Linked DNA regions of Mus musculus: regions 2 and 3 are each linked to region 1. A link is a loop called in an ENCODE intact Hi-C map of the cell type or tissue named here. Cell type or tissue: heart. All regions are shown on one strand. Each heading gives the region's core, and the rest is flanking DNA. Links, peaks and the distances in the headings are about the cores only. Region 1 holds the start of Sp1 (trans-acting transcription factor 1). Region 2 holds the start of Map3k12 (mitogen-activated protein kinase kinase kinase 12). Region 3 overlaps Tns2 (tensin 2).

What was found. Peaks named below come from ENCODE experiments on the same cell type or tissue, not always from the same donor. Only the 100,000 strongest peaks of a DNase experiment are listed, where the experiment ranks them.
Region 2: it touches region 1 in a loop (2.1-fold over the local background); 3 of 42 quality-filtered maps call a loop at or near these places.
Region 3: a loop joins it to region 1, with 3.0 times the contacts of the local background. A loop is called at or near these places in 2 of 42 quality-filtered maps.

The regions. Positions count from the first base shown.
Region 1 is chr15:102,400,757-102,411,205 of GRCm38, reverse strand. It overlaps Sp1 (trans-acting transcription factor 1), which reads right to left and starts at 4,890. Exons shown (of 6, transcript NM_013672.2): 1 at 4,784-4,890; 2 at 3,274-3,434; 3 at 1,487-2,990. The coding sequence starts at 4,790. In heart, for the core only: CTCF peaks have their summits at 3,040, 5,598 and 5,812; DNase peaks (open chromatin) are centred at 2,765, 4,515, 5,125, 5,295 and 3 weaker places; H3K4me3 peaks cover 3,465 bases; H3K27ac peaks cover 2,850 bases.
Region 2 is chr15:102,506,600-102,517,048 of GRCm38, reverse strand. It overlaps Map3k12 (mitogen-activated protein kinase kinase kinase 12), which reads left to right and starts at 45. Exons shown (of 16, transcript NM_001163643.1): 1 at 45-261; 2 at 7,044-7,130; 3 at 7,671-7,759. It also overlaps a transcript of Tarbp2 not described here. In heart, for the core only: no CTCF peak of the experiment used is centred there; DNase peaks (open chromatin) are centred at 5,538 and 6,268; H3K4me3 peaks cover 2,746 bases; H3K27ac peaks cover 2,511 bases.
Region 3 is chr15:102,103,227-102,113,675 of GRCm38, reverse strand. Tns2 (tensin 2) reads right to left here. Exons shown (of 29, transcript NM_153533.3): 2 at 9,038-9,146; 3 at 8,300-8,337; 4 at 7,394-7,432; 5 at 7,047-7,085; 6 at 6,838-6,887; 7 at 6,490-6,661; 8 at 6,144-6,194; 9 at 5,752-5,874; 10 at 5,601-5,665; 11 at 4,738-4,821; 12 at 4,243-4,355; 13 at 4,103-4,163; 14 at 3,901-3,976; 15 at 3,076-3,205; 6 more. Among named protein-coding and RNA genes, the nearest start is that of Tns2, 5.5 kb to the right of the region's middle. In heart, for the core only: CTCF peaks have their summits at 3,678 (motif pointing left), 4,400 (motif pointing right), 5,495 and 7,059; DNase peaks (open chromatin) are centred at 4,305, 7,135, 7,715, 8,125 and 7 weaker places; H3K4me3 peaks cover 1,540 bases; H3K27ac peaks cover 1,289 bases; H3K27me3 peaks cover 781 bases.

The sequences.
Region 1 (10,449 bases), core at 1,464-9,463:
GCTCACAAACACCTGGAATTCCAGCCTCAGGAAATCAGATGACCTCTTCCAGACTCCAGGGGCACCCACCCATCCAAACTGCATAAATATACAGATATAAACACATACATATAAATAACATTTTAGGGAAAAAAAGCAAGAAAGAAAAGATCTTTCTGAAATCCATTAAGCCATTTTTCCCTCAGTTCAACTCATGAGAAAACTGTTCAAGTTGAATCATCACAATCTGTAACCTACTTGGCCAGAACTAGGTTCCTGAACCAAAATGTTAAGGAACTGCTTGCTGCCTCCTGCTCCTGACACTTGAGAAGCAGATACTACCTCAGTTGTAATGCCTTCTCCACCAAGATGGGAGTATATTTAATACTTTTAATCAGATAAAACTGCCAACCAAAATAAACCTCCTGATCCTTAAAGGACAAAGAAAAGCACAGCACATTGGTGCAAGCCTAAAATCCCAGCATTGGGGAGGCAGAGGCAGGCAGGTCTATAGAGTTAGTTCCAGAACAAGAGAGCTACTCAGAAAAACCCTGTCTCAAAAAATAATTTCTCATATGGTGCTGAACATGGATCCACAGTCTAGACTCGTGCTAAATAAGCATTTTACTGCTTAGCATCAATCCTAGTCTTGGTTTCACATTCTAGTTATCTTAGATTTTATTTTTATTTTATGTGTATTACCTAAATATATGACTGTGTGCCACATTCATACAATGACAAGTAGGCTAGAAGAAGGAGGAGTTGGATCTCCTTGGACTGGAGTCACAGTTGTCAGATACCACATGGGTGCTGGGAATTCAATCTAGGTCCTTTAGGAGAGCAGCCACTTTAACTGCTAAACCATCCATCTCTCCAGTCTCTGTTTTACAATCTTTATTTTGAGACAAGGTATCCCTACTTAGTCCTGACTGTCCAGGAACTACTACTTAGATCAGGCTGGCCACGAGGTCACACAGACCCACCTGTCTCTGCCTCATGAGTGCTAGGATTAAAGGCATGAACCATCACATCATCAGGATCCATTTTTACTTTCTTAAAAGGGTGTTTCTGAAAACCAATTGCAAACCAAGGGGTCAGAGATCTAACAACGAGTGTACAGAAGATTCAGAAGGCCATGTTCAATCCCTATCATTGCTGGATGAAGGGAAAACCAAAAAGAACACGAAATATATGACTGAGAATCCACATGGATCACTAAGGCATAAAATATTTAATACTGGACCCTATGCAGAAAGCACGCCAAGCCTTAGTTTGTGGTACCAAGACACTAGGAAGTAGAGACCACAGGATCACTCAGAAGTGCTCCTTTCTCATCAGAACATATTTCTATTGATTAAGTTCCAAATGTCTTAACTAAAAAACATCTTACACTTGCTTGGGTGTTTAGCCTTGAGTAAACATCTCAGAAAGTTCTATTTCCCCCTTTAGATTCAATAGTACCAGGGAAGTATTAGTTTGTGATAAATGCAAAGGAAGGATGTCTTACCTGGGGTGTTTGCTATAGCCAAAGGCAGGCCTGGAAGCTGGTGCACCTGGATCCCTGAAGTACCCAATGCACTGAGGTTAATGGTCTGGAGGCCTGGCATGGAGGAGAGTTGAGCAGCATTCACAGTGACTGTGCCAGCAGGAATGGAGGCAGCTGAGGCAATGGGTGTTAGGGTGGTATTACTGCTGCTAGTCTGCCCCAAGGAAACACCCTGCATAGGGGCCAAGGTGATTGTCTGGGCTTGTGGGTTCTGAACTTGAAGATTCTGCAGCTGAAGGGTCTGCCAACTGACCTGTCCATTGGGCCCCACGGTTGGTGTCCGAATGATGATGGGACCAGAGTTTTGAACAGCCTGAAGCTGGAGGTTCTGAAGGGTTTCCTGGGAAATAGCTTGAGTTGTGAAGGTCTGTCCGGACAATGGTGCTGCTTGAAGGGCCTGAAGAGCTTGTCCTCCTTGAACTAGCTGAGGCTGAATAAGGATTTGTTGTTGCTGTGTCTGCTGACTTTGCTCTCCCTCTTTCTGCTGACTTCCTTGCAGCGAGCCTCCTGATGTCTGGTTCTGCTGGATGTTCAGAGAATCAGACCCTTGTAGCCCACCAACCCTCTGGGGCGTCTGGCCTTGAGAACTAGTCCCTGATGAGCCACTGCTGGTAAAGTTCATAATTCCCATGTTGCTGGTGGTAGTAGTTGTTGAATAACTATTGGCATTGGTAAAAAAGGAGCTGGAACTAGCTTGTGATGACACCAAGCTGGCAGAACTGATGGCAGTCCCTGAGGTGACAGGCTGTGAGCTGCTCTCCTGGGATCCAGAGCTGCTGATAGTGCCTGCCTGAGAGCTGGGAGTCAGGGTAGCTGCAGAAACGCTGTTGACAGGTAGCAAGGTGATGTTCCCATTCAGGGCCACTGGTACATTGGTCACATACTGAGTCTGTCCTGAGAGCACATTATTAGCAAGGCCTTGAAGGGGGACAGCCTGCTGGAGTAGATTTGGCATAGCAGCAATAATGTTGCCCCCACTTCCTCTATTTGGGATGATCTGTTGGTTTGCACCTGGTATGATCTGTATTTGACCAGAACCATCCTGCTGCACTTGGGCCCCAGTGGCAGCAAACTGCAGCTGCTGCCCATCAACAGTCTGGAACTGTGGGATTACTTGATACTGAATATTAGGCATTACTCCAGGGAGACCTGTCAGAACTTGCTGGTTCTGTAAGTTGGGGGTAGCAGCCACAACATACTGCCCACCAGAGACTGTGCGGTTCTTGGAAGACTCGCTGCCATTGGTACTGTTGCCACTCTGTTCCTTTGAGGTAGGGGTAGCCCCAGAGGAGGAAGAGATGATCTGCCAGCCATTGGCACCCTGTGAAAGTTGTGCGGCTGTGAGGTCAAGTTCACCTGTGCCCCCTGACTGACTCGGACCCTGGGAGTTGTTGCTGTTCTCATTGGGTGACTCAATTCTGCTGCAGGTTGCTGCCAGCAGAGCCAAAGGAGATGGCTGGGATTCCTGGCCAGAAGAGAGGAAAGGAGTTAGTGGCACCCAATAGCTGGCCTAGGGGGCAGTATTCAACAGACAAAACAGCAACAATGCAGGAATATAGAGCAAAAACCAGAAACAAAATGCTCACTTTCTGTATACTGTTCCAACTTTCGTATCTGGGGACCCTCTAGATCACCTATCTTTCTGAGTGTACTTCCCTACTGTATTTTTCTTCCCAGAATTTTTGGTTAAGGAAGTTTCTAAGAATATTTATACCCTTTCAACACATTCCCCATCCTTGATCACTCACCTGCCCTCCTCCGCCACCACTGCTGCTGCTACTGCCTGTGCTGCTGCTTCGAGTCTGAGAAAAGGCGGCACCGCCACCATTGCCGCTACCCCCATTATTGCCACCAACATCTTTTTCAATCTTCACCACAGCTGTCACTTCATCCATGGAGTGATCTTGGTCTAAAAATAATTACAAAAGAAATAAATTAAGTGTATGTGTGTGTGTAGGGGGGGGTGTGTTAAAAACAACATAAGATTTAAAATTAAGGATTTGACCGTCAGCAATGACTGACAGAACAGTTTTTAAAAAGATCTTAGCCAGATAGGTCTAAATATGGTGGTAAGCCTAAAATCCCAGAATTTGGAAGTGGAGGCAAAAGTTCAAAGAAATCCTCAGCTACATAGTAAATTGGGATGCCAAAGCCATAGACACATAGCTTAATGGTGCCCAAGACAGGCCACTATTTTCCTATGCACAAATTAACCCCAGAAATGACTCAAAAATTGCTTTGGAAGCTAGGCATGGTGACTCACACCTATAATCCCAAGACTTGGAAGGATGAGCCAGGTGGTTCACCAGTTCTAGGTCTTCCAGGCCTACAGAGTAAGAACTGATCCCAATACAAATAGCCCTTTTGAGAAAGGGAATTTGGAATTTCAGTGTCTCAGAAATAAAGAGTTGCTCCTTAGGGTTGATAGCACTCTTAATCCCAGCACTCAAGAGGAAGAGGCACCTAGACAGCTAAAAGTCTGAGGGCTGCAATAGTAACTTCGAGTTACTACGAATACCACATAGAACCTATCTCAAAAAAGAAAAAAAAAAAAAATGCATCCTGGAAGGAAAAGGAGACCCAACATGTGGGTGGATGGAAAGTGTGCTAAAATTAGGACTATAAGAGATGAAGAAAGATCTAGTGTAAACAATAACAGGAAGGGACTGAGAAAGAGTAAATCCTAAGAGAAGGTGAGGAAACATCTGAGAGGACAGGTAAGGGTCTAGGGATTAGAACCCAGGTTTGGGGCTGAGGAGGCGGTCCAAAGAAGGAAGGGGCGGTTTCGGGGATAGAGGCGTGGCAAGGGCGGGTCGGATGGGGGAAGGGAAATTTACGGGGGTGCGGGGGAGGGCCCGGGGCAGGCTGCGACCGGAGGGCGGGCGGACCGGGGAGGCGGTTGGCCCAGGCGGGGCCTGCACTGGTCGGGCCGCCCCCGCGGCGCCAGCCCCCGACGGGAGGAGCCTCAGGCGGCCGGCCGGGTAGTGGGGGGTAAGGCCCGTCCCTCGTGGCCGGGGCGGGCAGGGGGCGGGCGAGGCCACGCTGCCCCCTCCCCCGGGGCGGGTAGCCCATCCCCCTCCTCCTCCGAGGCCCCGCCACTGCCCCTTCTCCCTCCCTTCCCTCCGCCCCGGGCGGGACCAAGGCCGCCGCCGCCGCCTCCCGCCCGCCCCCCCTCACAGCGGGGACCGCCCGGTCGGTCCTCGCGCGCGCCCCCTCACTCCCCTCCCACCCCTAGGCTCGGAGTGGACTCATCCTTACCGCTCATGGTGGCAGCTGAGGGGCGAGCTCAAGGGGGTCCTGTACGGGGGGGTTGGGGGGGGCCGGGAAAAACGCGGACGCTGACGAGGCAAGCGAACCCGGACCGGACAGGGAGGGGGGGGTAAGGAGGAGGGAGCAGCGCACCACAAGCCCGGCCTAATCCCCGCCCCTTATCTACTGCCCCGCCCAATGAGGGAGGGTGAAAGGAGGGCCTTGCAGAGGAAAGGCGGGCTGCCTACCCAATGGTAGGACTCGCTCTCTCGCTGAGGCGTGTAAGAGCAAGTTGCGTACTTGGTTTCCGCCCAGAAAGGCCGCCCTCTCAGTTTTAGCAACCAATTAGAAACTCAGGAAGTGGTGGTGGGCGGGATGAGATGACGATGGACTTGCAGAGAAACCAGTCAACCTCCAGGCGGGCTCCGTGAGCGGTAGGGATAGGAAGAGCTTAAGTAAGAAAGACAGGACAACGACCAACCAGAATCCTGGGCATGCCTGGGCAAAGTCCGTGTAGGGGGAAGAGTAAGAAATAGGCCGGAATGGGATAGGAGCAAGCTTCCTAAACCAATCAGAATTCAGGCGGGCAGTTAAGAAAGTTCTGATTGGACGATAACTGAAAAGAGCCGGAACAGGACGCGTATTGACGTGAACGAACAGCCAATTACGCGCCGAGGAGAAGGTGGAGGCTGGAACTTGGAATGGGGAGAGGAGAACAGGCTTCCTCCTCCGATACTCAAGCCAATGAGGCAGCGAAGGCAGCATGGCACCGCCTCTAGCTTTGGCCAATGGTCGTTACAGGGCCGCCCATCCTGAGGAGGGAACCGGGCTGTGCCAAAAGGAGTTGGTCGCCATGTTGGCCCTCCTCGGGAGGCTTCCTTCCCTCGTTAGGGTGTGCGCTTGAGTGGAGCCCTCCACAAGTGTCAGAGTCGAGACGCGTGAGGGCGAGAGTGTCGCGTCGCCCGAGACTGTTCGGGTTGTCCCTTCCCCGCTCCTACACAGCACCCCTCGAATGTCACCCCTGCCGGGATGGGCGGGCGGCTCCCCCTGGCCGTGGGTGGAAGCCCTGCGGCGGCGGGCGGGACGACAGCTTGGTGACGGCACGCGAAAACCCAAGTCGACTGAGCTGACCAATATGGAAGTCTTTCGGGAAGATGTAGCAAGCGCCATTTTCTTAAGCTGCCCCAGACCTGCTAAACCAACTCAGCTTTCAGAGTAACGCACGCTGGGGAACTTCGTGAAGCCAAGCTCTCATAAACTACTTCCATTTTCCCTCTTAGTAGAAAGCACGCTAACCTAGTTACTTCCTTTTGCAATCACAAAGGTTAAAGATTTTGCCTTAGGCACCTCAATCTCTGGCCTCCATTTCGCCTTCTTTCTCCTCATTTAAACTTTGTCACTGACTGGTGTCACCACGTTTAGTACTTGGAACTAATACAGTTAATCACTTAATGTGTCCTACTTTACGGGCTGGATGCTCCTGTAAAAAAAGGGAAACACTTTAAAGATAGGAACCGAGGCTCTCTGCTCCTTTGGAGATGGCCTTGGAAATGTGAAGTGACAGCTGAGATACCTGGTTGTCCCAGTTAAATAGGCATTTAGCACTGATTATGACAAACTCAATGTAAGGCATGGTAGTACACACTTTTAGGACCCAACTCTGGAGGCAGAGGCAGGAGGATCTCTTCTAAGTTTGATGCCAACCTGATCTACATACTGAGTTTCAGGACAGCTAGGGCTGTGCAGACCAACAATGTTTCAAAACAACAACGAAAATTAAGACGTTAAGAAAAATATTCACCCGGGCAATGGAAAGCAGAGGCAGGCAGATTGGATTTCTGAGTTCGAGGCCAGCCTGGTCTACAAAGTGAGCGCCAGGACAGCCAGGGCTACACAGAGAAACCCTGTCTCGAAAAACCAAAAAAAAAAAAAAAGAAAGAAAGAAAGAAAGAAAGATATTCAGCATCAGAAATATTAAGTGGAGAAAAATTAATTTGAGAAGTAACATGCCCAAGATTACAAAGCTAATAAATAATAAGTTTTGTCCTAAAAAGTCCTATATAGCCTCATATGGTGACAATTCCTGTAATTCTGTACTTGGGAGGCTGAAGCAATCAGGTTTCGGAAACATGGAGGAAAACCTGAACTACCAAAATAAAGTCCTCTATGAAATCTTTTTTTTTTTTTCTTTCCCTTTTTCTTTTTTTTTGGGGGGGGGTGAGGGGGGGTGAGGGTGTGGCCAGGGTAAACAGTATTTCTCTGTGTAGCCCTGGCTATCTAGAAATCACTCTGTAGACCAAGCTGGCCTCAAATTCACAGAGATCTACTTGCTTCTGCCTCCTGAGTACTGGCTGAGATTAAAGGCATGGGCTATCACCATCTTTTTTTTTTTTTTTAACCTGGTCTTTCAAGAACAGGAAACAGGATCTTATTATGTAGCCCAGGCTAGCCTGGAACCAACAATCTCCCTGACTCCCTTCCAGCTTGGGGATTCCAAGTGTCCCCACGCCTCAGTAGGGAGGGGCTTTCTTTATTAGTATGGAATGGGATTGTGGAGTAGGCTTTCTTTTTTGCTCCAGTTGTTCAGCAGAAAGCACCTTTATGCATTCAGGGATTTGTGGCCTCTAAGTGTTTTATTTTTAAAGGTACCAGTGTTTTAAAAACACACTGCAACACCAACATCGTACTGGGTAGTGGCTGAAATTAGGACTTAATTGAAATCAAATTCAAAAGTACCCTGGACTACAAAGACTTTGAGTCCAAGTATACACATATGTGAATTAATATTTTTTTTGTTTTTTTGAGACAGGGTTTTTCTGTGTAGCACTGACTGTCCTGGAACTTACTCTGTAGATGAGGCTGGCCTTAAACTCACAGAAATCTGCTGGTGTCTGCCTCCTGTATGTTCTTTGGGTTTTTTTGTTTTATTTTGTTTTGCTTTGTTTCTAGACAGGGTTTCTCTGCGTAGCCCTGGCTGTCATAATAGGAACCCACTCTGTAGACCAGGCTGGCCTCGAACTCAGAAATCTGCCTGCCTCTGCCTCCCAAGTGCTGGGATTAAAGACATGAGCCACCACTGCCCCACTGCCTCCTGAACTTTTAGATTGAAAGGCACACACTTAAAATAATTCAAACAGGGAGGGTATGGGGGACTTTTGGGATAGCATTGGAAATGTAATTGAGGAAAATACGTAATAAATAAAAATAATAATAATAATTAAAACAAGTAACAAAGGCTCTTAGCAACTGAGAGATCTCTAAGATCTGCCCTGCCCAGGACAGCAAACAGCCAGGACTTTTACAATTTTCCCCCAAGCCTCTGAATAAAGTATTTCAATAACAACAACAAAAACAAATAACAAATAAAATCTGGACAGCAGAGATGGTTTTCAGGATAAATCTTGCCAGACAAACCTGAATACAAGAGCTCAGTCTCAGGGTCCACTCAATAAGAGAACTCGCAACTCTCAAAGTCTGCCCTCTCACCTACACACATACACACACACACAAGCTCACACACGCACACTGCCCTGTATCCTCCACAAATTAAATGTACATTCCAAAAGCTCCTCTCTGACCTACATACATACATACACCGTGGCTTGTGTTCTTCCCAAAATAAATAAATGTAATTTAAAGTAATTAAGAAAATAAGGGAAGGGGCTGGTGAGATGGCTCAGTGGGTAAGAGCACCCAACTGCTCTTCCGAAGGTCTGGAGTTCAAATCCCAGCAACCACATGGTGGCTCACAACCATCTGTAACAAGATCTGACACCCTCTTCTGGAGTGTCTGAAGACAGCTACAGTGGACTTACATATAATAAATAAATAAATAAATCTTAAAAAAAAAAAAAGGCAACAGCGATTTGGCTGGACATGAATTTAAAAAAGAAAAAGAAAGAAAAAGAAAAGAAGGGAAGAGACTGGAGAGAAGAAAGCTTCAGGACTGGGAAGAACTTCCTGGAAGGAAAAGACTACATTACTCATCCCTGTAAGGCAAGCTCTGATGATTCTGACAGCTGCCTAGGATAGTCAGCACCAGACCACACCTAACTCACTCACTTAAGGGGTGGAGAGAAACAAATGGTGATCCTTATTCTAACTTGTTTTCTTTCCTTTGAGACAAAGGTCTTACTCTATAGCCCAGGCTTTGCCAGAATGTGTGCCCACCTGCTTCTAACTCTGTAATGTTAGAATATATGATCTCACTAGCGCACGCATTGGTGCGTACACCCATGGTTTAAAGAGCTTTGGCAGTCAGGTAATGATGGATCCTTGTAATGGTAGCTTTTATGAGTCAGAGACAGAAAAAATAAGTAGTGGGTTACAAGTTCAAGGCTAGCCTGACCTACATTGCTGACTCTAGGCCATCAAACCTTCACAGGGAGACCACGTTCCAAAAACCAAAAGAGAGACACAAGAGACAGAGTTGGAGCCAACCTGGGCAACATGGTATGCTTGAAGCAAATCAGGCTAATGAAACCTTGGGTCAAACCCAACAAGAGAGAAAACAGCCCAACAAGAAAAGAGAAGGGGAGCTGGGCGTGGTGGCACACGCCTTTAATCCCAGCCCTTGGGAGGCAGAGGCAGGCGAATTTCTGAGTTTGAGGACAGCCTGGTCAGAGTGAGTTCCAGGACAGCCAGGGCTACACAGAGAAACCCTGTCTCGAAAAATACCCCCACCCCCACCCCCAAAAAAAAAGAAAAGAAAAGAGAGGGTGTGTGTGGGTGGGCAGAGATAAATGCCTAAAAAAGCAAAAAGAATTGAAGCAAACCAGGCTTTTCAGTATGAAAATCTAGGAAACTTATGAGAACCCTAGAACTGGATGCAGACAGTGTTTGTAATCATTATTTTAAAAGACCCATTGTAAGTTGGCTATCTTTGTTTCCTAACCAGACAAGCACTGTGACTCCTGCTAGCATCAACAATGAGTGGTGCCTAGTGATAGCCAGGCATTCAGTACTGCAATCAGCTGGCGGCTATGGTGATACTGATGGCCTGCCTAGCTAAGAAGAAACACCAGATGAGGGAGTGTTGGTAGTCAAGGTCAAGAAAACAGGTAGCTGAGACGGTTCAAGACCAGCCTACTCTTATAGAGTAAGACCCCTGGGTTAGAGCCACAGGAGTGTGTAAGCCTTCCATGATGTCATTTACCTGTGAGTCAGAAGTACAAGGATCTAGAGTTCCTGGCTATTTTCCCCAAATACAGGCCTTAAAAAAATTAAAGCCCCAGGAGTGGTTGTGGTAGAAACACCTTTAATCCTGTAATCCCTGCCCTAGGAGGCAGAAGTAACCTGATCTCAGTGAATTCAAACCCAGCCTGGTCTAAAAGCAAGTCCCAGGCCACCTAAATCCGCACAATGAAATAAAAACAAACTCCACACAATTTTAAGTTTGTTTGTTTTTTTTTTCTCTGTAGCTGAACTGTGGTATAACCACAAATACATATTGCCTCTTCTGAGAAGAGCCTGTAATAAGACTGTCCTAATATAAACCCCACAGATGGTCTCTGAAGCAATAGGGGATGGGTACATGGAACCCTGTCTCAAAAAACAAACAAAAGGCAGGAGGTGGTTGTGTTGGCAGGCATTGCAGTCTGCAATTGAAAGGTTGTAGCTGCTGAGGAGAGAATGTCCATTGCTGGCACGGGCTACATAAAGAGACCTTGTCTCTA
Region 2 (10,449 bases), core at 1,322-9,321, 110 kb before region 1:
GCCAGGGGCGGGGGCTTTGGAAGGAGCGGGAGTTCAAGTCGAGTGGGGACGGGGCTTCGAGTAGGGGGTGGGGGCTAAAAGCTGGGGCTGACACCCGTACACCTGAGTTCCACACGAGCATCGCCGGTGACAGCTCTCCAGGTCCGGTGGAGGGCAACGGGGGGAGGAGGGAAGGAGGAGGAGGAGGAGGAGGCGGGAGCAGCATCCGGAGCGGAGCTGCAGCAGCGCCGCCTTTTGTGCTGCGGCCGCGGAGCCCCCGAGGTGAGAGCCTGGGCGACTTGTGGGGGTGGGGGGCAGGGATGGGTTCGGGTCTTGGGATCCTGGCGTGGAGGGAGGGTCGGGATACAATTGTGGCGTGGTGGGGGAGGAGGTGACTCGAGGATGCTGAAGCTGTGGTATGAAGGAACTAGAGCCCTGGACCCGACGCCTGGAGATAGGAAGGAACCGGGCGAAGCTGAGGGATGCGGCGGCCCAGCTTGGAGACCAAGAGCCTCCAAAGCTGTGGTGGATTATGCGAGGATGAGGGTGGCTAGGGGAAGACCTAAAGGACAGCGGGCAAGAGCACGTCCTCTCCTCCTCAACCTCAGGACCTAGAAAGGAGGGAGAATTGTGGCCCCCTCCAGGGAAGGGATGGAAGGGCAAGGCCTAATATACCCACCGCCCCCCTCCCCCACTCCTGCACCTAATAGGCTCTACCTGAAAATTAGGCTGCACCTACACCTGCATGCCCTGGCAGGGCCCTCTCCCCCGTCCATCTGTAATCCCTCTAATCTCCAGCTGTGGCATTCCCTACCGTCCAGCTGTTGCACCCCGTCCTCCATTTGGATGTAGTTTTCTCTCTCTTCTGCCTGCTCGTCTCTGGTTTCCTTAACCCATTTCCCTAGTCAGGCGCTTCACAAACCTCCCTTTTTCTCACACACTCACCAAACTCCTTGGCTTACAATCTTGGTAGGCAAGGCTTTGGCTGAGGGTAGAAAGAGAAGAGGGGTGGGTTCCATAAACAGTAGTAGGGCTGCAGGGAGGAGCCTTGCGGCTCTCTGTCTTCTGCCTCTTTGGCCTTCAACCAAAAGAGCATGCACATGAGGTCTCACACACCCCAGGCACCTGGAGCCTCACTCTAAACTCTCTTCTGATTCTCCCAGCCGCCTCGTGGTTTTCAGGCAGAGGGTCATCCCAAGCTTACACCAGTAGCAAGAATTTGGAAAGGAAACAGCCCAAGTTCCCTCTGGGCCTTGCTGTCCAAACATTAGTGTTTACAAGTTCAAGAGTGCTGCCATCTCTCATGGAAAGTTATCTGGGCCCCAAGTTGGGTCTAACCAACTGTTGACTTCCAGGAAGACCCCAAGGTCCAATACTTGCCAAGTCCTAGATCTTTGGTGGATGGAGGTGGAAGATGGAAGGTGTGGCTGGGGTTTCCTAGACTTCTTCACAAGAGCAAAACCCTGTTAAAAGCAGTTACTGCTCTGAGTCTCTGGGAATGGGGGTTAATAATAAAATGATAGAGAACACGAAATTCCAGCACCCACCTCTGCCTTTGCTGCCCATGCCTAGGGAGTAAGAGAATGGGAGGTGGCAGCTTTTCTAGAATCCATTGAAAGGATGCCAGCAGAGGACATGGTGGCTTTAGGAGAGTTTGTCCATTTGCCCTCAGAAAGCCCGGTCATGTGTGAACCAGGATAGGGGCCATGCTGTTCTGGGGCATAGGGAGCTCCAGAGAAGAGCCCTGTTCTTCAGTTTTATCTATTTATTCATGGTATTAGGAATTGACCCCAGGGCCTACATTCTGGGCAAGCTTTCTACCACCAAAGTACACCATTGGGTTGTTTGTTTGTTTGTTTGTTTGTTTATTTGTTTTCAAATTTTTTGAGACAGTGCCACTAAGTTACCTCTCAGGGCTTGAACTTTAAATTCTCCTGTCTCAGCCTCTTAAATAGCTGAGCCTTTGAGGCCTGTGCTGACAGACCTGGCAGGTCGCATTTTTCTTTATTTTCCTTTTTTCTTTTTTTCTCTACCTCCCTTTCTTCCTCATTATTACCTCTTGTCTTGAGGAGGTAAACAAAGGAAGCACAGAGCATGGTGGCTGGTAGAAGCCTCAGCACAGTGGAGGCAGGTGGAGACAAGTGGATCTCTGTGAGTTCAAGGCCAGCCTGTCTACACTACAAGTTTCAGGGTAGTCAAGACTACATTGAGTCTGTCTCAGCAAACTAAAAAGAAAAGACAACTTTGTATCAGGGTCTAGTGGTGGTTCAGGTGGTAAAGGCCTGACAAACATGCATGCAAGAAGCAAAGACAAGACTCTGGGTTCCATCCCTAGCATAAAGCCTGCCTGCCATGATGCTTCACTTTCTCCTACACTGGGAAAGTAAAGGCAGGAGTTCACGGTCATATTTCACCACATTGCAAGTTTAAGGCCAGTCTGGGTGACATAATACCTTGTTTCAAAAAGAAAAGTATTTTTTTCTATGTACTTTGTGTGAAACATCATGGTTGCTGTCTATAGAGTGCATCCTGTGTGCCAGGTTCCAGGCCGAAAACTTGTTTTGGTTACTTCAGTGATGCCTATAACATCATCAAGTTCTGCTGTCGTCACTTTAGGGATGAGGACACTGAAATGACTTAGTTATTCAAGACCCATTAAATAGTCTTGGTGGCGTTCGTGTTTCAGTAATCAGCGGGCTAAAAAGTCAAAAATGCAAGGAGGATCAGGACTTTGAGGCCTGGCATGGCATGATAGCAAACACCTTTAATCTAGGACCCCGGAGTGCAGAGGCTGGCAGATCTCTAAGACTAGCCTGGTCCACACATCAAGCTCCAACCTAGCCACGGCTACATAATGAGAGCCCCACCCACCCACCCACCTCTCTCTCTCTCTCTCTCTCTCTCTCTCTCTCTCTCTCTCTCTCTCTCTTAAACACACAGACACACACACAAGGAAAGAAGTCAGCATATGGCTAGAGCTGGGCCTATCCCACAACCTCATGTATGACTGATATAGTATCACAGTCCACATTTAGATGCAGAACAGCTTTGTTAGCAGACCTTATATACTATAGGTCACCCAGCCAATCAGAAGCAGCCCCAGCCTCTGCTGGTCCTGAGGCCTATGGCTCCCTCATGCCTAGACCAGGGGCATGAATTAAAAAACATATAAAAACAAAACCATCATCTTTTATGATAAAGGAAACTCAACATTATTACTGAAATAATATAGACACGCCAAAAGAAGAGAGTTGGTAACCGACTTGTGGTACATGACTGCAATCTTAGCACTTGGGAGAAGAGACGGAAGGAGTTCAAGTCTGGGTTGTGCTATTTGAGGCGCCATCTTATTTAAGGAAGAGTTTCACCTGTGACCTTTTTATTAATTTTTTCAAATTTACAGACATTGGTGTTCTGCCTTAATATATGTTTGTGTGAGAGTGTCAGATCTTCTGGAACTGGAATTAGTCACAAACTGCTATATGCTGTGCTGGAGATTGAATCCAGTTAACTCTGGAAAAGCAGCCAGTGCTTCTCCAACCCCCTTCCCTGATTTTTTTTTTTTTTTTTTTTTTTTTTTGGTTTTATTTATGTGAGTACACTGTCTTCAGATACGCCAGAAGAGAGCTTGTGACCTACCATGTGGTTGCTATAAATTGAACTCAGGACCTCTGGAAGAGCAGTCAGTGCTCTTAAACATTGAGCCATCTCTCCAGCCCTTCTGTTACGTTTTTTTAAGACAAGGTCTCACTATGTAGCTTAGGTTGGCCTTGGACCCAAGATCCACCTGCCTTAGCCTCTCTGTTTGCAGGCACGTCTTAGCTCATATGGTTACTTTCAGATAGTTTTAAATGCAAATTCAGTTCTGGTTCTGTATATTCAACTTCTTCCATGCTTGACTTACTGTCTGAGAGAGACTGTGACCCATGACATACTGTTCCTGCTCTCTGCTTTTTATGATCTGAGCAAGGATGAGAGCTAATTTCAGCCATGCCATCAGAAGGGCTGACATTATTTCTTCATGAACCAGAGGGAACCAGCTAGGGGGTAAGAACGAGGTGCAGGACTCCAGGCCTTCCCTGCAGTTTGCAGAAGCAAGACAGCAAATATGGCATTTCCAGCATGTCTGTTGTCACATGACCACTGAAACCTAAAAGTGTCATTGGTCCCGGGGTAGTAAAAGGTCAGAGACCAAGTCCCCCTTTCTTCTGATTAAACAGGAGAGCTGGTCTCCCTTGAATCCATAAAGACATGGTGTCTAGCTAGTTGGGAAGACAGAACTAATCTAGGAAAATGGCCAGCACAGCTCACTGCACCCTCTCTCCTTCTCCTACCCCTCTTCTGCCCTTAAGGCCAGGTAAGAGTCTCACAGAGACTTGACATAAGGCAAGGCTGCTCCACCAACCCTTCTCCCTGAGCAGCACCCCCTCCCCAGCCCCCTCACTGTCCACCTTACTGGCAGAAGTGTGAGAATAGGGAACCCCTGGGCCTGATGGGGGAGAACCTGGGGATCTATGTTCCCCCAGTTCTCAAAAGGTAACTCCCTATTTAAAAATAAGGCCTAAAAGAGTGGGCATTCTTCCCATGTGGGGAGAACTCTGGGGTAAGGACAATGGATCCTGTCAGAAGGGAGAGTAAACCTGCAGGCAGGCAGAAAGCACAGCTGCATTCATCCGAAACATCTATCCTCCAAGGGTCCCAAAGGTAGAGAACCAGGAATCCCAAGCCATGGCCACTTTCTCCTCTGCAGCCTCTCCTCAGACTAATTAGAAGAGAGTGGAACCTCCCAGCCTGCAGGAAAATGAAGTCCAAGCAGGCAGGGATAGTTCGGTGTAAGAACTCAAGACACAGGCAGATGGCCACACCTCTGAGCAAAGCTTCCAGCACTGGCCCAGCACACAGGCCATTGGATGCTGCTGTTAAAGCAATAGAGCTAGGGAGAGCTCACAGAGTTCACCTGCTACAGCCTTGCTGCCTCCTCTGGCGGGAAAGCCTAGGAGGACTGAGGCAGAGGTGAAGGCGACTTGCATACAGGTCCCGACTCTGTAGCCTTCCTGTGGGACCCTGAAGGAACCATCTGTAAAGCAGGAGAGCTGGCTGTCTTTAGAGCCTCTCCATTGGTAGATAAAGGCAGGGACCTCTGTTCCCTTGCAGTCTGACAAAGATGCTGTCCACATTTAATCCTTGTGGTTCAGAGTGACAGGCGAATCCCTCCTCTATGCTCCCCCCCGCCCCCGCCCCCAGGCACTGCATAATTGATGGCCAGGGAGACAGGTTGCCCTCCCCCAGGGTGACCGAATGTCTGGGGCCCCGGGGCTTCTAGTCCACCACTCCCAAAGTCCCAGCGCCAAGACCCAGCTTGGGTTAATGAGACACAGCTGGTGGGTCAGGAATAAAGGAAGCAGAAAGGGGGACATTTGCTGGGAAAGAGGATTCTCCAGTTTACCATGGCTCCCTGGAGACCCTCAACCCTCCCTGTCTTCTTTCAGGTCAATCTGGAAGATCTGTCATCAGCCTGAGGGGTGGTAGGGGTACCCGGAGCATAACTGAATACCCTACCTGGGTCTCATCTCCCAGCTTCTTCAGCTATTACCACTGCCCTAAAAGTCGAGCAGGTGAAATGGCTTCTCTGCTCTCCCCATCTGCTGGCCCTGGATACCACAGGGCCCTCTGGGGATGCCTGTGTGATCTGAGGCAGGCAGAGCTGCAGACCGTTTCTGAGGATGTCATCCTCTATGACTAAACTAAGCCCAGATGATGGAGGTTGGTGGGGGGCACACAAACCATTTTAAAAGGCCTGGTGTTATAATACCCAAAACTCAACTTCTAGATAGGAAACGGACTAGGGAAGGGAGAGTCGATCTGTGTTTTTCATCTCCATCTTCCCTGAGTTCTCTGCTTTTCAGACCGGCTTTTCAGGCCATTCTCCAGGTTTGAAGCTGTTGGCCAGTCTCTCACCTAGTTCCTTTGACTGTTCCTTTCTTGTCCCATCTCCATTTCTTAACTTATGTGTGGTACTGTATCCCAAAGCAACCCCACGAGTCTTCCCCTCCAATCCCTGCCACTTTTTCTCCACCAGGTGCCGAGCCCAAGTAACTGAGGTCAGAGGAAGGTGGGCTTCAGATCACCCAGGTGGGGGATGACTTCGGGGTCCGCATCTGCATACGGGCAGCAAATATAGCCTGCCCAGGTCAGGGGCGGGCTCCTACGCGGCCCCGCCCCTGCCTCGCGTTCACGTGACCCTGGGCTAATCTTGTCCCGGTGACTTCACGGGCCCAGTAGTCATGGTTACGCCGCAGCGCCCAGCCCTTCCCCCAGCTGGCTGTGCTCTCTTCTCCCCTCTTGGACCCCTCCCACAGCCGCGCCCCCAGCCCCGCACCACGTGACGGTCGGGAAGGAGGTCGACAGGGGATGGGGCGCCGTGGCAGTAACCCCTTCCACTCCGCTTGCCGCGGTGCGGTCACTGGTGGCCAGGCGGTCCAGCAGGTGGGCCGAGAGCTTGCGAGGGGGCTTTGGTGAGGGAGGCGGAAGCCTTGGGGTCGTTTGCAGGAAATTCTCCGGTGCGTTCTGGTGCAGGCTGGTCTGTGCTTGTAATTTACCTTACAATAGACACCGTGGCTCTCCAAGCCGCACATTTTGTAGGCTATGACAGCAATTCAGAGGCTGTGGTTCCTGATTTCTGGACCTTGGTTTTCTCTAGACCGTAGGAGAACTAATAATGCCTTCTTTGCTAGGCTGTTCTGAGGGTGCAGGGAACTGAGAAATACACGGAGCATGTGCGGCCCTGGGTGGGTAGAGCAGTGCTCCTACTCTGGTTGGAAGCTGAGCGGGAGCCATGGAGCGGGAAGCTCAGGCTTTGCCCACCCAGAAGGGAATTAACTAATCAGGGTTGGAACTTCACAGAAGACTTCCAGGTTGAAGTGAAACTTGGAAGACAAGAAGGGTAACCCTTTGTCGCCAGTGGGGCTAATAATGCCAACTGTATTTGTATAATTTTTAGTTTTTTAATGACAGGGTGTGTGTGTGTGTGTGTGTTTTGAGCTAATGGCACCTTGCACTTGCAGGGCCTTGGATCCTCTGGAACAGGAGTTATAGGGGTTGTGAGCACCATGTGGATGCTGGGAATGGAACCCCAGTCATCTGCAAGAACAGTAAGCACTCTTGACCCTTGTCCATCTCTTCACCCCCTTAGCATATGTTAGTTACACATTTTAATGGGTTTCACTGTTACATTTTCATACGTGTGTGTAATGTACTTGATCACCCATATTCCCCATAACTCTGGTTCCATCGTTCCCATAGCCTCCTTGTCTCCTTACATTGTCATATCGGTTTTTGTTTTGTTTTTTGTTTTGTTTTTGTGACCCACAGAGTTTAACTAGGTTTGCAAATAGGATCATGAATGAGGGTTAATTTACAGTATCACTAGCACCTTATCAATGGCTATACCATCAAAGAAAATGGCTTTCCTTCTCCCCAGCAACCATTAGCTGCATGTATAGTCTCAACAATAGAGGACCAGAGGGAGGGAAGAGGTGATGTGGTGTGAGCCCTCCATATCTCAGGATTGCATGTTCACATATCCAATATGTGATAATCACTATATTTTATGCTGATAATCACTATATCCCTAGAGTTTATGGGTTTGTTTGTTTGTTTGTTTGTTTTTAAGACAAACTTTCACTCTATAGCCTAGGCTGGCCTGAAACTCACTATGAAGCCAGAGATGACCTTGAACTTCTGATCCTCTCACCTCCATCCCTGAGTGCTGGGACTGCTGGTATGTGCCGTTATGTGTGTGCTGTTGGGAGATTGAACTCAAGGCCTCTCCCATGCTATGCAAGCACCCTACCAACTGAGCTATATCCCCAGCCTTCCCACCTTAGAGTGGTATATTGTACTGAGGATTAATTTCAGTAATATGTTTATACCAAATGCTAACTTACATAATAATTTCTTGAAAAGTTCACATTGTCTTTGGACACCATAAATCAGAACCCTGATATAGCGTCGTGTCCAGGGTAGCCTAGATATCAACATAAATAAGCCACTAAGGTATCTAAAGCAAACGGGGCTGATGAGTTTGTGTTTTGGGTCTTTCAGAAGCTGGATAAGAAATTAAGAAAGAACTTAAGAGGCATTTGGTGGTGACAGCTGATGAAGCACTATAAGGACAGAATGACAATGTGTCATTTATTTTAAAAATTTTTTAAATTACTGTATATTGTGTATGACTGTTTTACCTGTATGCATGTATGTGTACCAAGTGTGTGCCCGTTGGATTCTCTGGAACTGGGGTTACAGATAGTTGTGAGCTACCATGTGGATGTGACATTCAAAGCCAGATCCTCTGCAAGAACAACTAATGCTCTTAGACACTGTGCCCAGCCCAGTATGTAGGATTTTCAAATGTACTAGACACAGAATCAACTGAGGTGCTTGTTAACTATGCAGATCCCAAACAAACCCCGTCCCCAGTGAGAGTCTTCAAGAGCAAGGACTGCAGATGATGGTTAGGCAAGCTAAGACTTTCCCAAACTTCCTTTGCATCATGCTCTGAGCATACTCCTCTGTGACACCCCACACACACTGTGGTTCGTTCCCAGGAGAGTACTGCAGGGGCTGAAGAACTTGCCTCAGAAGCTGTTAGATTGTTGTCAGGGAACCTTGCATCTCATCCTATGATATCCAACTAAACATGTGGCTGGAAGAATAGTACGTCTCTTGGAGTCAAGTTCTGAAGTAAGCCTGAAAAATTGGGAGAGTTTGTTGTGCCTGAGTGCTGTTGTTACCTAGTTCAGCTCTTTGTATGACTGGAGAAATTGACACTTAACTATACTTTACTTGAATCAAATATAAAACTTAGAATTTTTGCTGTTGTATTTGTAGTGCCAGCTAGGGACTAGATCCATGGCCTGTGCCTGTTTGTATTTTATTTTCTTGTTTGCTTCTCTTTTTCTCTACATAGGGTACAATTTTATGTAGCCAATGCTAGCTTCAAATTGAGGCTCTTCTTGCCTCTTCCTCTCACGTCCTGGGATATATGGTACATACCACAGACCCAGCTGGATGTGTGGATTTTATTATTTTTGGAGATAGGGTCTTTGGTAGCTCAGACTGGCCTCAGATTCATCACTACTTAGCCAATTGAAGATAGACAGGGTCTTTTGTAGCTCAGGCTGGCCTCAGATTCCTACTTACCAATGGCCTTGAATGTTTGATCCTCCTGCCTCCAGCTCCCAAGTTCTGGGGTGATGAGCCTGTGCACCATGCTTGGGTTTATGCAGTCCAGGACCTTTTGCCTTCTAGGCAAGCACTCTACCTAAACCACATCCTCAACCCATTTTTATTTCACACAGGGTCTCCTTTATTCAGACCAACCTCAAATTTGCTGTGTAGCTGAAAATGACCTTGAACTGATTACTGCCTCCACCTCCCCAGTGCTAGGATTGCAGGCATGCACCACCACAGCAGGTTTATGTGGTGCAAGGGCTCTGTGTATGCTGGGGAAGCACTTTACCAACTGAGTCACATCCCACTTCCTCAACTTGTGATTTTCTAATTAGTGCTGTTTAAGTAGCACACAGCTACAAACTGGGACGAATTTCTATTGCCTGGGGCTGGGCGTGGTGGCACACGCCTCTAATCCCAGCACTTGGGAGGCAGAGGCAGGCGGATTTCTGAGTTCGAGGCCAGCCTGGTCTACAAAGTGAGTTCCAGGACAGCCAGGGCTACACAGAGAAACCCTGTCTCGAAAAAACCAAAACCAAAAAGAAAAATAATAATAAAATAAAAAAATAATTCTATTGCCTGGGAAGCTGAATCTTGGTTTGGGGAGCTAGGGGTAGAAGAATGATGCAGAAGGCTAGAGCTTCTCACAACCCCATTGGATAGTTCTGCCCTCAACCCCTTTATTTTTCCAGTTGTGCCGAGGGGATAGTACAGCTCTGTGGTTATGGTTATAGACACAAGATCACATCCCACTGGAGAGGCCTAAGTAGGTACCTGTAAGCACAGAGAAGAGAGATGGGCCCAGATACTAGGTGTTCCTGGGAAGGCCTCAGTGACTGTTAACTAGGGAAGCCCAGGAACATCATCTGGGTAACTGAGTAGAAAGCCTGCCAGTATCATTCAATATAAGGGAGGTTTAGGTGCATTACCACCATGTGCCCAAGATTTAGATCCAGGGTAAAGTGATTCCTAGGCTGGACTTAGTGATACATACCTTTAATCTTAGCGCAAAGGAAAGAGGCTGGTAGATCTCTGTTAAGTTCAAGGCCAAGCTATTGTTCCAGGACAACCAGACCTATATATGTATATTTTGTGGGAGGGGGGATCTGATTTCATATAATATCTGTGTTTTTACAGTCAACCTCAGCTGATAAGAATGGGTGCTGCAGGGGTTAATGACAACTGCACAGCCAAGAGGAAGTATTTCAGTTGCTCTTTTTTTTTTTTTTTTTTTGAGAC
Region 3 (10,449 bases), core at 827-8,826, 300 kb after region 1:
CCACACAGTTCTACTAGCAGGTTCCCAAGTCTCTCACTCTGACAGCTGTGAGGGTGGTGGGAATCTGGGGCTTTGGGTCATAGGACTTGGAACAACATTTAGTCTGAGGCCAAAACTTAGAATCTCTATTTTGTTCAGCCAAGAGCAGAGACAGAGGGAACCAAAGGCCCTACCAGGATAATGGGCTTACAGCCAAGACAGGCCTGGGAGATGGACTGGGACAGGCACATGGCATTTTCTGGCCTCTTACCTTGGTCTCGGGAAAGATGTGGCTTGTACCAGAACTTTGATGTATCCTGGACAAACTTGACATTGCTTTGGTTCTCTTGTAAAGGGTGTTCTAGAAGAGGGAGGGACTGAGTTCAGACTCCAGGGCTCGCCATGGTCTCTATCTGGAAGGTGAGGTTCTTTAAAGGACACACAATCCTCCTAGACCCTTATACCTGGGGGTTGGGTGACATCTGGGAGAGGAGATGCAAAGGTGACATGTTGATTGGTGCTTCTGGCTGGTGGCGACGGCTGTTGCCCAGACCCAGGCAGGTGTCGTTTTTCAGGAAGTGGAGGCTGAATGGGACCATTGGCATCATAGGAGGTAGCCAGGGGGAAGGCAGGGGTGGGTGAGCTCTGGGGTGGTTCTGGGCTGCCCACAAGCCAGGGCATCTGGGTAGGCACAGGAGTAAGAGGGGAGCCATCTGGGCTATCTGAAGTGCCCCGAGGGCCCTGCCACGGGGCATGGCGAAGTCCAGGCAGGGTGGTTGGCACAGGGCTCCGAGGACTAGCACTGTTGGTGTGGCCTCCTGGGCTCCTTTCCTGAGGCCAGCCATTGGGTGAGCCGGGTGCAGAGGTCTGGGAGAAGGGGCTAGGGTCCAGTTGCTCAGGCCTGCTGCTTGTCAACAGCTCAGGAGTCTTTTCAGCAACTCCCTGTACAACAGAGGGCAAGGCCTCGCCAGGACTCAGTCTCTGAGTGGGTGCCAAGGAGGGAGACCTGGTGGTGTCTTGCCGTCGGTTGCTGCAAGGAAAAGTAGGTGAACAGACAGCTCCTTGTTGGGGCTGCAGACACCCATATAACATGCCCAAGTAGCCTTGGCCCTCTGTGTACCTTTCCTTGCCCTGAACTGGGCTGCTGGTGTGTAAGGGTGTGGAGGGACCAGACAGCTCTGAAGAAGCACTGCACTGAGGATCTCGGGGAGACCGAGGTAGCGTGCTGTGTCCACTGGAGCCATCCCTCCAGGATGGTTCAGGTGACTCTGAGACGGGAGGGAAGAGCTCTGGGAAACAGGAGCCTGCTTTTCTGCCTGGCTCAGCTCCTTCCCACCCACGGCCTCCCCAGTAGCATTCAGAACCCTCCTTTACCCTGGACATTCCCACTTGAGGGTCCTCACCTGTAGAAGCCAAGGGTCCTGTTGAGGCCAGGTGTCCAGAAAGTGGGTACTTGTCTCTCCCATCCTCCGCAGAAATCTCATAACCCAGCTTCCTGGGCTGCAGGTAGGGTGGACTCCCCGGGGACACAGATCCAGCCCGTGGTGAGTGGGCACCAGGGCTGGGGTACCCTCGGCCTTCACTTGGAGATCCGCAACTGTGAGGTGCCCGGCCATATGCTGGGCAGTAGCTGGGAACCGCTCCTCCATAGCCATAGGTTACCAGGGCAGGGTACCCTGAATGCCCATACCTGCCTTCAGAGCACACGGCATAGGAGCAGCCCTCATGCCCTTCCTCACCCACCTTGGGTGGCTTCAGGCAGCCATAGTCAGGCATTGGGGCATGATGATGCCCACAGGCAGGCACCAGCAGAGGCAATGGGTGTCCAGGCCTCACTGGGTGCAGGAGAGGCTTGCCTACCTCGCTGGACCACCCCTCTGCAGCCTCCCTCTCTAGTCGCAGTCCATACAGGGCTGCGGTGGGCAGTGCCAGCTTCTCTTCACAGGCAGGGCATGAGCATAAAGCAGGCACCCCAGGGTCCTCCAGGATCACCACCTCCCGGTAGCCTGCTGGACGGTAGCCAAAGTCCCCATTGGCTGGTTTCCCCAGCTCGGGTGCATAGGGGTACGGCCCTTCTGACAGTGACCTGCAGAGGCGTCTCTTCTCCACAGAGGCTTCTGCGTAGCCCTGGGGGTGTCCCTCATAGCCCCCATAGGGTGGTCGTCGTCTCTCTAGGGTTCCCTCAGGCCGGTAGTAGCTCCCATTAGGGACCCCACAAGGCTCCCGGAAGCCCTGACGGCAGGAGCAGCGTCGACTGAGTCCAGGCCTGTGGCCTGAATACATCCCAAGGTGCAGGCCTCCACCCACAGAGGGCTGCTCTTCATCATCAAGGATGGCGGTCTCTCGCCCAGCACCACGGCCCGCACTGGCCACTCCACAACCTCCCAGCAGACGATCCAGCTCCTGTCTTTCAGCAGCAGTTGGGGGCGGCCGGCCGGGGGATTCTGCTGTGTGTTCTGTGGTTAGCGTGGATGAGTGGCCAGAGTCGCTGCTGACAGAGAGCATCGGGGGTGGGGGAAGCTCTGGAGAAGGTGCTGGTGGTGTCTGGCGGGGGACCCGCTGCACCTGGGCATAAGGACTGCCATCCAGGGGGCCCCTTGTGTGGGCCAAGGCGCCTGAGCAGAGAAGAATTTGTGAGTGGGGACAGTGCTGACTCAGCGTGCCTCTCCCCACAAGCCGCACAGCTCCCACCTGCCCCACCACCCCACACACCGTCCACGCTATCCTCATGGTGCTGATTGAAGTTTTCATAGGAGTCCCAGCGTACAGCAGGCTCTGTCGTGTTGTAATCCACGGAGACAGAGGGATCATTCCGTGGGGTGTTGCCTGTGGAAGGCCACCGGGGCACTGAGTAGGGGACTGCCCTTCCCCCACCCCAAGCCTTCAACACCTCGCCCCTCCAGCTCCTGCACCTTCAACACTCCGTCCACTCTTACCAGCTCCCACTCTTACCTTTGACCTTCTCAGGGCTGGAGGAGAAAACAAACTCCACTGAGGCTTGGAAAGGAAACCGCTCATCTGTGGAGGTGGTGGAGGTGAGGAGCCACGCCCCGCTGGCGTCCCCTTCCCTACCCACTTCACTGGCCTCTGACTTACCAGCCCAGGCCTCATCTAGTTGGTCCTTTGGGAAGGTGAGCCGTGATCCATGAATGGTGCATGTGTGGAACTGAACTCGGAACACGAGGGTCCGGTCTGTCCCCTGGCCACCCTTGTGGTAGCAGGTTACCTGAGGGAGGGCAGGAGGCTGGGGTCAGGCCATCACATCCATTTTGTCTTACCTACACCTTTGCTCCAAGGGCCACCTGGGCCACTGCTTCTGTCATGCCCCAACCTCAACATGAACTCTCTTGGGATAGTATGGGTAGGGTTCCCTTTTGGCCCAGGGAGTGACACTATTTGAAGGTATGGTCTTGTTGGAGTAGGTGTGTCACTGTGGGCATGGGCTTTAAGACCCTACTCCTAGCTTCCTGGAAGGGAGTCTTCTACTAGCAGCCTTCAGATGCTCCCACCTTGATGATAACGGACTGAACCTCTGAACCTGTAAGCCAGCCCCTATTAAATGTCCTTATGAGAGTTGCCTTGGGGGCTGGAGAGATGGCTCAGCAGTTAAGGGCACTGACTGTTCTTCCGAAGGTCCTGAGTTCAAATCCCAGCAACCACATGATGGCGCTTACAACCATCCATAATGACATCTGACGCCCTCTACTGGTGTGTCTGAAGACAGCTACAGTGTACTTACTTATAAATAATAAATACATCTTAAAAAAAAAAAAGGAGTTGCCTTGGTCATGGCATCTGTTCACAGCCGTAAAACCCTAAGACACAGGCCTTGTCAGCTGACTATCTGGCTAGAAGCCCCCCACCCCCGTTGCAGTCTGCATCCTCAGGATTCCCCTCAGTGTTACAACCCTCGCCCCTCACCATGACGTCGCCTTTGAGGAGAAGGGCTGGCTCCAGGCTGATACAAAGTTGCTGAGGCCCTGGACCTGCTATGCGGCTGTGGGTAGAGAGAAAGGCAGAATAGTCAGAGGCATCCAGGGAGGGCACAGAGGTAGCTAGACATAGTCAGCCTCTCTGGCTGGGCAATCAGGCAGATGTCAGGGCCTGGGAGCAGGGCACTCACTAGACTCCAGATGTGTAGACCAGCTGCATAGACTGGTAGATCTTGAGGAAGGGCTGGAAGCCTGGAGGGGTGGAAGAGGCCATGAGAGGTGTGGGGTAGTAGGTGGCTATCCTCACGGAATACATCCCGGGGTGACTCACCTGTGTTGGGCTCAAAGGCTGGCAGCACAGGAACAAACACATAGTGCAGGAAGAGTGGGCTGCTGTTCATTCTGATGGAGCCAGACAGCAGTCCGCTGAAGTAGCTGACATAGCTGGCGGGGGAAGTGCCAAGAAAGCATCAGCGTCTTCCTCTAGAGGGCGCCTCACACCAACTCAGCAGCTCTTGGGAGACCTAGACTGCTCTTTTAATCTTATGCTTCAAGGGGGCAAGCCCTGCTCATCCTGTGGAGTCTTTCTTACAAGCCTCTGCTTTATTCTCTTCACAGACCTTATCGCCAGCCAGAACGATCTAGTCTGTTTACGCATGGCTTCTTGCCTTCTACTCTACTAACATATAAATGCCAGGAGAACCTGATCTTGTTTGTTCTGATTTCCCAGAATCTGGCACAGGGCCTGGCTCTGCTCCCGTGCACTGTGGGATTCAGGTGTGCTGCCCGAACAGGAGAGTCAGCCCTTCCCCACTGGGGTGCTCACCGGCGCTGGGAGGGCTGCAGTTCCGTGGCCACCTTGTCCTCACAGAATTTCCTCATGGTGAGGGTTGCCAGCGCCTGGTCTGCCCTGGGGAGAGCAGGGCAGGTCGGGGGTTAGGAACCAGTCCTATTCTGGCCTTCTATACCTAAACCCCAGGGAAGGAGGAATCATGAGATCCTCTGTACAGAGGAACTCCCAGTGGTGGTGAGGAGAGCCAGAGGCCCTACAGCATAGTCAGTTTCCCGGTTGTTGGGCCTAGGGCAACTGTCCCCTGAACCTGGCTTTCCTCGCTTGTCAAAGGGGGCAGTTAGACAACCTGATGGATTGAACTGTGTCCCTCCCCCGGAGAAATGTACCTCAAATGTGACCTTATTTAGAAATAGGGTCTTTGCAGATGTGGTTAGATAGGTTAAGATGAGATCATACAGGAGCAAGGTGGGTCCTTAATTAGGGCGATTGGTCCTTAGAAGAGGAGAGACAGAAATAGACGCACAAAGAGAACACCATGTGATGACGGAGGCAGAGGTTGGAGGGAGGCTGCTGCCAGCCAAGAACTGTCAGGCACCACCAGAAGCTGGAAAGAGGCAAGGAAGGAGTCTGCCTAGAGTCCCAGAGACAGCGTGGCCCCACTGACACTTGACTTTCAACACCTTAGAACTGTAAGACAACTGAGATATATCATTTTAAGCCAATCTACGATGGCAGTTTGCTGACAGCCCTAAGAAACTAGCCCAGCTCCTCTGTTGTGGAGTGCTGGGCCCACTAGTGGAGAGAGGTGGTACCGCACCAAGTTTATAGTCTGACTAAAGAGAGAAAAGCTCAGACAGGGACAGATGAGGAAAGGCCACTGAGGCAGGGCAACTCACCCTGCAGAGATCTTGCTGTAGTGCATATAAGCAGAGACGATGACCCCAAGCTTGCCTTTGCTCCCCTACGGGATAAAGAGACAGAGCTGGGGAACCTGCGACATTTAGGCTGAGGTTGCCCTAGCGCTGTGACCCCAAGGTCCCAGCTCACCTTGCAGTACAACACAACCACGTGCTGAGGGTCGGCACTGAGCCACGTCTCCATGGCTTTGCAGATGGAACACAACTTGTCCAGAGGTGGGGCATGTAGTTCAGGCCAACCAAAGTCTTGCACCTGGGGAAGTAAAAGGGTACAACTCTGCATATATATATATATATATATGTGTGTGTGTGTGTGTGTGACAGGAACATGGATATGGATACAATACAGGGACCTGGGGCAAAGGTGGGCACTTAGTAGTAGTCCACAATAGCTTGGAAATTTTCCGCCATACTGTGGGGTGATATCCCCTGCACCATGTTTTTAGGTATCTTAAGTGGTATGAGAAAGGTGGATGTCAATTGCTACTACCAGTAACGAGCCTTTTCACATTTCCCTCCTACCTTGGGGTTCAGGCGGGTGAGGTCATGCCGTTTCTCTGAAAGGTTGAAGAGCTGAAATAAAGCAGCGTTAGATGAGGGTGACTTCAGACACAGGTGCTGGAGGTGGACCCTCAGTGAGCATCTTGCTCTAAAATAGTTCGATTGCGATCCGCTGGGGCGGAATCCTCTGCAAGCTGCGTGCCTGGCTCAGCTCCGGCCCCGCCCCTCCCCGCCTGGCCCCGCCCCGCCATGCTAGCACCGCCCCCTTGCCAGCCCCATTTCAGGTATTGATAGCGAAACAGTAGCTTCGCCCCATTTTGATCTCCCAGCCCTCTCATTGGTTGCATCTGGCCCACCCGCTCCTCACCAGGTACTTGTCTCTGTGCTTGGATTGAAGCACATGGGCTAGCTCGCGCAAGTGGCCTCGGTGTCGCTGCTCGTCCGGTCGTGCAGGAAAAGCTGCGGCCAAGATCCGCTCCGTTACATAGGTGAGGTCCAAGTCCCAGCGACGCTCCATGAGCGGATCTAGGCTGAAGCTCCTGGGAGAGGCCACAAAGCTGATTTAGGGAACAGAGAAACGTGGCGCCCCAGAGGGCTAGTATGATGGTAAGGACCCTGGGGAACGCTGGGCGACCTGTTAGGTCCTTAGGGTGGATGGTCCCGAGGGGGAGCACTGTCTTGGGGTGACGTGGGATCGCCGGGCATCCTCACTCACCTGGGTAGAGTACTGCGTTGCTTTGAGTGGTTCAGAGACTTGGTGGACCCCTGGTGGATTAGAAACCGTATGTCGACATCACTTCGGATGCATCGATTCTAGGCTTCCCGGTCAAAAGTTCTACAAACCGTGGTCTTCTGGAAATATAGGTCCCTACTCCAAGAGCTACCCACACGCCCCTCCCCGCTCAGGCTCCTAGCATCCCTTACCAGGTGTTCTATGCGCCGGACCGGGGCTGTGCTTCTCCGCTAGAGGGAGGATGTGGGGGAGGAAATGGGAGTGGTTAGGGCAGGGGCAAGGACCAGTCTGGACCTGGTGGGGCGGGGTGGGAGCGCATGTCAGTGTTCATTCCCTAGGGACAGGACTCTAGCCCCCAACAAGCTCTAGAAGACAGTAACCAGAAAGGGCTCCGACAGCCATCTGTTGAGGACAACTGACCAATAACCACAGCACTCATTTCTACATAACCTCCTGGAGACCCACTCTGAGACCACCAGACCCCGGGGATACTAGTCAGGTTCCTTGCCTTCCCTGCCCCATCCTAGAACACACTCACCAGCTCCGCAGGGGGCAAGGCCTGACAGGATGAAGTCACCTGGAAAGAGGTGGGAGTTAAAGGCTGTGCTGGTGAAATGGGGTGCCAGGCCTCAGTAGGAAGGTGCAGGGGCTGTCACCTGATGAACAACCTCTAGCTGAGGTTCCTCTATTTAAGGGAGCCTTGCTTCTGCCTCTCGGTCTCCCACCCCTTGGGCCCCCTGCTTGTTGCTCTTGGCTCTCAGCCCCCTGCCCACACAGACCCCCATTCATCCAGCGGCAGGACAGGAGTTATATATAGAGCCAGCCAGCCAGGCAATGGCCAGGGGTGGACACTAGCCTCTTTCACCGTTGAGACCCCACCCATGGGCACAGAGCTCCCCCAAGCTAGCTTGAGGCCCTGGGACTACCCCCTGCACTGATGGAGCACCAGGAACGTTCCTCAGAGATGCAGGGCTACCTTAGGTTCTCAGTGGACAGCGGGTACCAGCTACAGGGTATTATACCTGAACAGGCTCAGCTTTCACTACCCAGGATGAGACCAACGCAGGCATCCTGAGGACCCTTTCCTCAGAGGGAAGGCACCTCCCATCAGGGTGCCTGGTCTCTGAAATCTTGCTCCCTCTCTATCCACCCCGCCCTTCCTCCCCCCGCAGCCACCCCCCCTCATCCTCTCGCCAGCTGCAGCCTGGGCACAGCACCAAGACAAACGCTGTCTCACTGTCCACCCTCCTGGGCCAACCCTCCAGGGGTGGAGTAGGGTGTTTCTTAAAGAGCCCAACACAACACCCCTGCCACCCAGGAAGGGGTGTCCAGGAGTGAGTGACAGGGGACAGGGTGACATGGTGGCCCATGCCAGTGAGGCTGAAGATGCCTGTCTGGACAGGGAAAGACACCATCTCCCCATTAGATAGAACCACATACTCACCTTTGCTTCACATTTTCTGTGTGTGGCCACCTTGCAGACTAGAGAGAGAAAGGGTAGAGGTTAGCAGAGGCTTACGGGAATAGTCAAAATAACTGTGCTCCAGCCCCACAGGCCTTAGAAGCCAGCTCTGGGACCCTGGTACACTAGGTTACTAGGAGTTGAAGAACAGAGCTGGTTATCAACAGGTTCTGCTCTGGAGTAAGGGAAGAGGGCCGGGGGTTGGGGTCTAGGATGAATAGAGGTGAGGAGGGGAAAGAGGAAGAGGAGGAAGAACAGTAGGAGGAAGAAGAGGAGGAAGAAGAAAAGGATGAGGAAGAAGAAGAGGAACAGGAAGATGAGGAGGAAGAGAAAGGGGAGGAAGAGGAAAAAGAGGAGGAGGCAGAAGAGGAAAAAGAGGAGGAGGAAGAAGAGGAAAAAGAGGAGGAAGAAGAGGAAAAAGAGAAGGAAGAGGAAGAGGAAGAAGAGGAAAAGGAGGAGGAAAAGGAAAAAGGAGGAAAAAGAAGAGGAGGAAGAAGAAAAAGAGGAGGAGGAAGAAGAAGAGGAGGAGGAGCAAGAGGAAGGGAAGACCCTAGTCACAGGTAAGGATGGGAAGGTGGTAGAGTCACAAATCTCCTGGGCTGTGGCAAGGTGGGTGTCAAGAAGAGTGAGGGCATTTGTTTCTGAATTTGCCTGTCTCTAGAGCCTGAGCCACACAGAAGTGCTGCCTGGAGGGCTCAGGCACCAAGAGCACCACCTCACCTCGGCAGGAGACACCGGTCCCATCGATGGTCACCTTACACACTGCACACACTGGAGTTTTCTTCCGGAAAACCTTCTCCCGGAAGCTGTGTGGTTCTGCTTTCCTCGGCTGCGGGTGGGATGACAGACAAATAGGGGTATGTGTTCCTAGTGGGCTCATCTCCAAGGCTGGGCAGGGACCTTTCCTTAGAGCGATGCTGCTTCCCTCTCTTCCAGCCAAAAGTCTGTGAACTCTAAGGCACACTTGGCCACAGCTGTTTCAGGGTAGTCATGAGGCCTGTCCTCTACAGGGCTTGGAATGTGACCCCTTGCGTCACCTTGGCTGGGTCAACTCCTCCCTAAGGGTTCACTCAGGACTTCTCACGTGGCGGAGCTATGTGATGTCCTTGTCACACACACCCCCACTTCCAATGTGAGGGCTTTCTGAATCTTGGCAGAGTGGGGGGTCTGACTCTCCTCCCATCTTGCCCTCCCCACAAGAGGCTTGTATACTGTGAGCTGACGGCCAGGACACACAAGCACTATCACATAATACCCAGACTGACTGCAGCCAGTTCTGAGCCCCTGGCTCTCAGTGTCCCCAAGCTCCAGGCAGCTAATATGACCCCCTCCCCCACGGTCAGAACAACATGTTTACTCTCTGTGCACTGAGGCGGCAGGCAGCAATTGTCTAAGACGTTCGCTCGGAAGGAGGAATAGCAGTGGGGACACACAGGCAGCTGCCTCGCTGCCTCTGCATGTTATGACAGGGGTGGCCAGGTTCTCCGGATGCCCCCTCCCCACCCAGAGGTAGTGAGGTCAGTGGCTGGCTGGGCTGCCACCAGTTGTCCAGGTCCCCCTTAGTCCCTACTCACTGCAAGTTTTCACTGCAGTTCTGACCCCTCCCACCCCAGTTCATCCCTCCTATCTAGAGTCTGTGGACAATCTCCCTCACTCCTCCCACCACTCCACTGCACATTCTTCACCGCTGTGTGTTCAAGCTCCCGCTGTCCCCTCCTCTCCCTGGATCTGCCCACCGTAGTGTGAAGAGGAGAATAACATGGGAGCAGCGTTGGTCCCTTAACGACTGGGGGCGAGACCCACCAGGACACTTGGACGCACTTGTGGATGATGACGTCGTGTGCAGATGACGTCAGTAGAAGGCACCCTCCCTTCCCTCATTGCCTTCTTCCCATACCTTTTCCCTCAAGCTTCCCCCGGAGGTCAGGGCTTGAGCTCTTAGCTGAACCCTCGGGGCCTATCCAGGCTCAAGCCAGGAAATACACAGAGAAGTCAAAACAGATGCTAGAATCACACTGCTACCCTACCCTAGCCACCTCAGGGGGTCAGGCGAAAGAAAGAGGAGGGGGATGCTGAGCCAGCCAGGAGAAGAGGCTGAAACTAGGAAGAGGGTCTGGTCTGGCCTGAATCCT